Linked DNA regions of Homo sapiens: all the other regions are linked to region 1. A link is a loop called in an ENCODE intact Hi-C map of the cell type or tissue named here. Cell type or tissue: MCF 10A. All regions are shown on one strand. Region 1 overlaps SLC1A2 (solute carrier family 1 member 2). Region 2 overlaps CD44 (CD44 molecule (IN blood group)). Region 3 overlaps SLC1A2 (solute carrier family 1 member 2).

Region 1 (2,500 bases):
CCATCAGTTTAAAAGGTTGTATTTTGAAATCATAACAAATTTCAGGTGATTCAACCTTCAAGCAATATTGATATATGGTTTAGGGATAAATCATTTTAAAAGCAATAGCTAACATACTAAGGGGCTTAATGTGTGTCAGGAACTTCTTCATATAGTTCCTATGCATTTATCCTCACAACCACCCCTAAATAATGTGGTCCTACTATTAAACCCATTTTACAAACATGGAAACTGGGACTTAGAAAGCTTAAATACATTCCTTAAAATTACCTTGTCTGAGAAGCTTGGTGACTAACCTGCAGTGCTTTTTCATTTTTAAAAAAGAACAAGGGGCAAAAATTTACATCTTTTTTCCCCCTTTTTTATTTGTTGTAGAGATGGAGTCTTGCTATGTTGCCCAGGCTGGTCTTGAACTTCTAGAATCAAGCAATCCTCTTGCCTCAGCCTCCCAAAGTGCTGGGATTACAGGTATCCACCACACCCAGTAATCTGCAAAAATAGACCTTCTGACTTTCCCATCTTCTGGCACCTCCCCTCACCCCCATTCTCCTGTAGAATTGGTATATGTACTTGATCCTGGTCAATCAATCACTGAAGATGGCTGCCTTAATGTGTGGGAGAGAATTACCTAAGAAGAAATGGGTCAAATCATTCTGGGGTGGGTGGGGGAAGAAATGCCAGTTCAAGATGCTGCTTCTAGAAAAGTGACTCAGAGAGGGGCCCAGCTTTTTATGCAATCCCAAAATGCCAGAAACGTGGGGTCTCTGGCCACTGAGGAGGCTCCCATGTAAATGGCTGGCTCATTTGGGTCTTCCCCACACTGGATGAGGAGGCAAGAACATCCCCTACTTTTCCACACTGTGACCTTGCTTGCTACAGAAGCCATATTACCTTCCCCTGGAGAGTAACGGGTGTGTTTTCTGACTATGTCCCAGACAAAGCTCATTAATAATTCACTTCTGAATAAATGACAGGAAAGTATTTGGTTGCCATGGTAACAACTGCAAGGCCTATTTGTTTTTTGTTCTTTTTTAAAATAATGTCTGGGCCATTTTTTTGTGAATGTTGAATTACTGACAGAAACCATACATGTATAAGACAGAGATATGAATGGGTAGGGAAACAATATCTTAAAAATGCAGTCGGTAAGCCATTAAGCATCAGGACCTTAAAATAAGGGAACCAAAATGCCTTTCTCAGCTTCCCACTGCACCTTTCTGGAAGGAGGAGGAAGTGACAAAAAAAAACAAAAACAAACAAAATCATTTCTAGACTCAATTAGCTATGTGATGAAAACTTATTCATACCAAAAATTCATATATAAAAGCATTTTTCACACTTGAACTTTTTTCTTAATTAACATATATTCTTGCAACTAATCGTTACTACAACCTTATGAGGTCAGCGTTATCATACTCATTTTATGGATGGGGAAGCTGAGTCTTAGAGAACATGGCCTAAGCCTCATAGTCTTGAAGTGGTAGAGGCAGAATTTATACCCAAGTCTGCCTGAATCCAAAGACTGTGTTCATTCTACGTATCAACCCTCGGGGAAAGGAAGAAATGGGATCCCATTAGGGGAGTAGGGTTTACCCAGAATTTATTTCCAGAAAATAGGCCTTAAATAATTTTTACTGAAAAGAGAAAGACCCGATGAGTCATAGATTTATTTAAAATGTCTTTCATCCCATTGCTAAAGAGCAGGGAGGAAAAGTGAGTTTCATCAGTTTCACATTTTCATCTTTTACGGCACTACATACCAGATGAAACAAACTCTTTTTTATAGCATTCGAAATAATCTCAGACATGTTTGTTTTTGTTTTGTTTTGTTTTGACACAGGGTCTCACTCTGTTGCCCAGACTGGAGTACAGTGGTGTGATCACAGCTCACTGCAACCTTGACCTCCCAGGCTCAAGCCATCCTCCTGCCCCAATCTCCAAGTAGCTGGGACTACAGGTGTGTGCCTCCATGCCTGTTTAAATTTTTGTATTTTTTATAGAGACAAAGTCTCCCTATGTTGCCCAGGCTGGTCTTAAACTCTTGGACTCAAGTGATCCTCCCGCCTCGGCCTCCCAAAGTGCTGGGATTACAGGCATGAGCCACCATGCCCCACTCAGACATGTTTTTATTGAAAGATAACACCCTACCCCAGATTGTGAGCATGTAGAGCCTATGCCTCCTTCACATTTGTTTCCCAGCAGGATACACCTTCGGATGCTCAGAAAGCATGAGCAGGTGGAATTACCCTAAATGAACTAATTCAGAAGCACAAAACCAAATATCACATGTTGTCACTTATAAGTGGTAGCTAATCACTGGGTACACGTGGACATAGAGATGAAATAATAAACACCGGGGACTCCAAAAGGGGCTGGGAGTGAGGGTTGAATAATTACCTATTTGATGCGATGTTCACTATTTGGGTAACGGGTACACTAGAAGTCCAGTCCCCACCAGTATGCAATATACCCACGTAACAAACATGCACATGTACCCCTG
Region 2 (2,500 bases), 240 kb before region 1:
CATCGCTAGATGGTCAGGAGCACCAAAGTTTTAAAAACCTGATGCTCTGCTGTGGTACCATATGGTCCTGTGTAAAGCAGGGTCCTAAGTCCTGAGTCTCTAGGAAATACTGCTCAGTGAGCACTGACTCTATACTAGATGTGAAGCCGGGGGTAGCACAGGATATCTTATCTAAGCCTCCCAACAGCCCAATACACCTAGCACTCTCTTTAACTCCATTTTCTAGATAAAGAGATCGAGACTTGTGGAGATGGCATGACTTGCCCCAGGATCCAGTGGTGGAGTTGGGATTTCCGCATTATCTAACATCCTCCCATGTTAGACTCCAATGCTTATGCTCCTTCAATTCATTACGTGTCTGGAGGACTTTGGAAGCTATACGTGGCTCTCCCACACTACCTGTCCCCTGTGGCCAGCATAAGTGAACTCTTGCATGGGTGGCTTCTCTCTCCATCCCCGGCAGGCTGTGGACTCTTGGCTGCCCTGCCCTGGCCTGTCTCTCCCCAGGTTTGGCCACAGATATCAGAGATGCCAACCAAGTTATTTGTAACTAAAATAAATCACATCCCTTATCAGAGTCCAGCTGCCCTCCCAGATATGCTCTGATTTACAGGCTTGGAATAAAGAGAGAGGTGGTTGCTTGTCTACAGGACAAGTTAGGGCAATGCCCTCTGCCTGAATATTAGGAAAGCAGCATTACAGGAGCTCTCACTCTGACCAGGCAAGCATTTCACATGCACAGACCCAGAGACCCACTCCTCACATGCTCATTAGTAGGTTGTGCGACCCTGGGTAGGAGGCTGACATGGGTCTTGAACTGAAACCCAGTGTGTGGCTCTAGGTGACATGTGGCCACCCAAGTGAGGTTTCGGATCCACCTGCAGTGTCAGATGCTTCAAGGCTGGGGTCCCCTGATGGAGAGGAGGTGGTTGGAGATCACCTGGGCCTCCTCAGCACTGCCTCCTGGCTGGGGCTGGGGCTGGGGATAAGAGAGTAACTGCAATTGTGCTTCCCCGGCACCTTCGCTTTAGGTCACTCCACCGAAGAGCCTGAAAGGGAAGTGGTTCTTGCGAAAGAATGAGCTGAAGCAGGTGGCAGATGCTACCAGGCACCGTGTAGTTTTCAAAGGGGATCTTTTTCTGCCTCAGAGAGAAATTCTGGGGTTTGCACAGCAAGAAACCGATGACTCAATTTCCTTTGTGTCCCTGCTTTAATGGGAAGGTTGTAGGCGTTCTTTAGAATGGCAGGGTAGGTTGATACCTTCTACCTTAAATTTGAATCCCACTTTTCACTCACTTAGCAGGTTGAATTTTTTTTAAGTGTACCCCCCACAGCTGCCCAACTGGGTTTGCGAGGCAAGCCCAACTTGCCAGAGTAAACCGGAAGGGGTGCTTTCTAAAGTTTGTGGTTCTGGAGTCTGGCCAGGCATGGATACAGTCATTGTGCGTTCCAGATTTTCTGGGAGAGTCAGGATCTCAAATATGCAAACACTCTACCAATTGATGTCTAGTGCATATTTTGACTAAATGTTTATATATTTTTCCACAAATAAATACATGACTTAATGTAATTGAAAGTCAAACACTTTTTAAAAATGCTTTTTGCATAAAGAAATTCACATCTTTACAACTCCTTAACTAGGATGGTGTCAATTAAATTAATGTTTGATTCAGGACATGTGTACTTTGGAGGTAAGTATTTCATATTCCTCCCCTCTCCATTGCTCAATTGCCCCACTGGGTGACGTACCAAGATAAGCCACATGTTTGATTCTTGTTTGCTGGATGTGGACATATGCACATTGCAGGTATGCCTATAAGTACATGCCTGAAGGATCTATGTGTGTGGTGGGAATTGGTGATGCCAAAGAATGCTAAAGACTTTCATGCCCCTTAAAGGGGAAAATAACCACAACAAAACAAATTCCAATGTATCTTCTCCTGTCTTCTGCAGCACTGGGGGAGTCCCCTGATAACAGGGATCATGTCACATTCATTTTTGTGGGCCCAGATCCCAGTAATATTGACCCATAACTGTTGAACTGCAATGAATGTCTAGAATATAAAAGTCATGATATCTATATATATGGAAGCATGCTGTCAGTATGGGCTAAGGTGCAAATACATTTATGTGTAAGTGAGAACCATGGTGATGGCTGTGTTGCTCAGGACAGGGCTGACTTGGCTGGCTGACTGCCCACCACAGGCCTCATGTTTGGTCTACCCCAAACAGTGAGCTCACCCATCTGTTTGTTTGCGGCTTTGGTGGCTGCCTGCTGTGACCGCTGGGGACATCTGGCTAAAGACAGGGTTACTAGATAGTTGGGCTGAGAAGGGAGTGGGAGCCAGTGAGATGAGGACACCAACCCCAAATTTAAGCCTCAAAACAAAAACACTCCCCAGCAGCAGCCACCTTGGGGTTCTAGTTATTTTGGAGATACTGATACGAGGTTGAGATCCTTGGGTGAGAGGCCCACACTCCTCCAACCCCCATGTCTGCT
Region 3 (2,500 bases), 130 kb before region 1:
TTTCTGTTCCTTTCTACTGAGAAGACTGAGGAGGAAGACTGGCTCTGCTTCCAACTGTGTCCTATAACTGGTTTTATGTGCTTTGATAGAAGATAACAAAACGCTTTCAACATATTGGATAAATACCAGTATTTTTGTTTCATCAAGAGATGACATTAAAAGAGGCACAGCCAACACAAGTGTCTTCCATGTGTGAGGACAGTAAAATGACCAGGCTTTCTAGGACGATGAGATGATGACTGAAATAATTGACAGATTAAAAATATCTTTTTCTTTAGGAACCAAAAAATAATCTTTTGGGTTAAACAAAGCAAAACACATACCAAATAATCTCATTTGATTTTACTACACCAGGTGAAGGCAAACCGAACATAAATAAATTTGAATATTTAACTCTGGTTAAACTTTATGTTGACTGTGCTCTCTTACTTTTGTCAATATCTACAGTGGTTATATATAAAATACTTCCTAATCAATTATCAAATTTAGAAAGAATAATGAAACATACTTTGAAATTTCAACCATTGTTCTCACAGATTACACAGGGTAAGGCAGAGATGTAACAGGTTCTTTAATCAACTGCCTTTAAGAGCATGGCTCCCTTTAAAACTGTCTTTGAAACATTTTACTTAAAGAGCATATGGAAGATAAATTGTCAGAATTCCCTAAGACAGGTATTTGCTTTTAATCAATCCATGTGCAAGCTTTACTAGACATTTTAAGGGGAGTTACTTCTAGAGGCTTTTAATAGAATCTCTTGTGCATAACAAGGCGAGACATGGAGAACACTTTAAGGAATAACACGCTGTGTGTTTGCTCATTTTCCCAAGTCCCTGGAGTGTACCACACTGCTTTACTCATGTCCCCTGGGAAAAGAGCATCCACATTTCTGCATCTTGGGAGAAAAGGGAAGCTGGCAAGAACGTGTCTTCAATTCCAACTGATTCCTCCAGCAGCATCCATTCAAATAATAATACAAGTGAGAAAATTAGACGGTTATAAAGCATTATTTGGCAAAGACACAGCACCGTGCCTGTCATCACTGACTCACAAGAGCTCCTCTAAGCCTCGGCTAACAGATTAAGTAAACATAGAAATATACGCATTTTTTTCCTTTTTAAAGAAAGCTTGTTTATATCATCAGTTACCATAGGATACGCTGGGGAGTTTATTCAAGAATTTGCTGAGACTCATATCCTTATTTCTCACGTTTCCAAGGTTCTTCCTCAACACTGCAGTCGGCTGACTTTCCATTGGCTGCCAGAGTTACCTGAAAATAATTATCATCAACATCCAGCTTACAGACCACGAACCAGAAAAAAGCCCTGTGGGTTATGTGGAGAAGCACCAAATCCAAGATTATACTACATGACTGAAATATTAGTTTTAAATGGAGTTCTTTCCAAATTGAATTTGAACCTGTCTTGGGTTTCAACAGTGATCTGAGAATTTTAAAAATCCATATTTGCCTTGGGAGTATCAAGGTATTAAAGCTGCTTTGTAATTTGGGGAATAACTTCTACTATGTTTTTAGTGTTGTGGGGTGTCTAACTACCCAGAGATCCATCACACAATAACACAGTCCTTAAAATACAGTGCCCATGTGCTACTCCATACAACCACAGAGGAAGAAATCCAGAACTAGGTATCTAGTTCTACTCATGCATGTGAAAGGTTCAGTTGCAATGACACCAGGTAGATGGCATACGTGTCTAATTTTTAAATCAGAAATCATGACATTTCAGCTGTGCCAAATAAGCTATCCCAGCTTTAAAGATTAAAAAGAAAAGTAGGGAGAATTAAAAGTCTGAGATTGGTGACAATGTTTATCTAAATTACTTCAATGCAGACATTTAATAATCAGATAAAATTACCAGACCATCTATATTATGCTTCCCTGGCTCAAAGTGAACTGAACCTTTTTGCAGAATAGGAGGTTTTCCCCTCCACTTCTAAGTAGTTTTCCTAGCTTACCTTCTGTCTGTCTGTCCTCAACGTCATGTGCAAACTTAAACCCACGACTGATATTCCACATAATGGAGAGACTGGATTTATGAAAGCATTAGAATATGGAGACGTGACAAACGCAGTAATGTTTGAAAGAAATCTGACTTTCTTCTTACCCAAGTGGAAGTGAAATGCATGCATCATGACCACATACAACATGCTAGGAACAGAAAACCAAGTGCCCTTCAACGAATCAAGCAAAGGAAAATAAAAACCATTTATCCAATCCCCATTAGCCCCCCAATTTTTTTCAGAAAAACAGACCATGCAATTAGCAATGACTGCTCCACATGCAGTTATTCTGATTAAACTTGAAAACTATTGTGTAACTTCAAACTACTATTACCAGGCAAGAGTTTGAATACACAGACCAACAAGACATAACAATGCTTGAAATGGTTAAAGTTTTGACCAGAGCTGCAGCAAATTTGTTTCCCTTTCAGTGAACTGTCAAGAAAGATTGCCAGGGACAGACTGTCTGCCCAGAGAAAGT

What was found. A loop is a pair of places that touch in the nucleus more often than their neighbours do. Peaks named below come from ENCODE experiments on the same cell type or tissue, not always from the same donor. Only the 100,000 strongest peaks of a DNase experiment are listed, where the experiment ranks them.
Region 2: it touches region 1 in a loop (10-fold over the local background); 19 of 110 quality-filtered maps call a loop at or near these places.
Region 3: a loop joins it to region 1, with 8 times the contacts of the local background. A loop is called at or near these places in 13 of 110 quality-filtered maps.

What each region holds. Positions count from the first base shown.
Region 1 is chr11:35,386,580-35,389,079 of GRCh38, forward strand. The region is part of intron 1 of SLC1A2 (solute carrier family 1 member 2); the gene reads right to left. Among named protein-coding and RNA genes, the nearest start is that of SLC1A2-AS2, 31 kb to the right of the region's middle. In MCF 10A, a CTCF peak has its summit at 1,216; a DNase peak (open chromatin) is centred at 1,202.
Region 2 is chr11:35,143,238-35,145,737 of GRCh38, forward strand. All of the region lies in intron 1 of CD44 (CD44 molecule (IN blood group)), which reads left to right. Among named protein-coding and RNA genes, the nearest start is that of CD44, 5.3 kb to the left of the region's middle. RefSeq lists a silencer at 1,054-1,103 and an enhancer at 1,274-1,333. In MCF 10A, no CTCF peak of the experiment used is centred here; DNase peaks (open chromatin) are centred at 1,134, 1,404 and 1,744.
Region 3 is chr11:35,259,696-35,262,195 of GRCh38, forward strand. SLC1A2 (solute carrier family 1 member 2) reads right to left here. Exons shown (of 11, transcript NM_004171.4): 11 at 1-1,270. The coding sequence ends at 1,199. Among named protein-coding and RNA genes, the nearest start is that of SLC1A2-AS1, 21 kb to the right of the region's middle. In MCF 10A, no CTCF peak of the experiment used is centred here; a DNase peak (open chromatin) is centred at 1,046.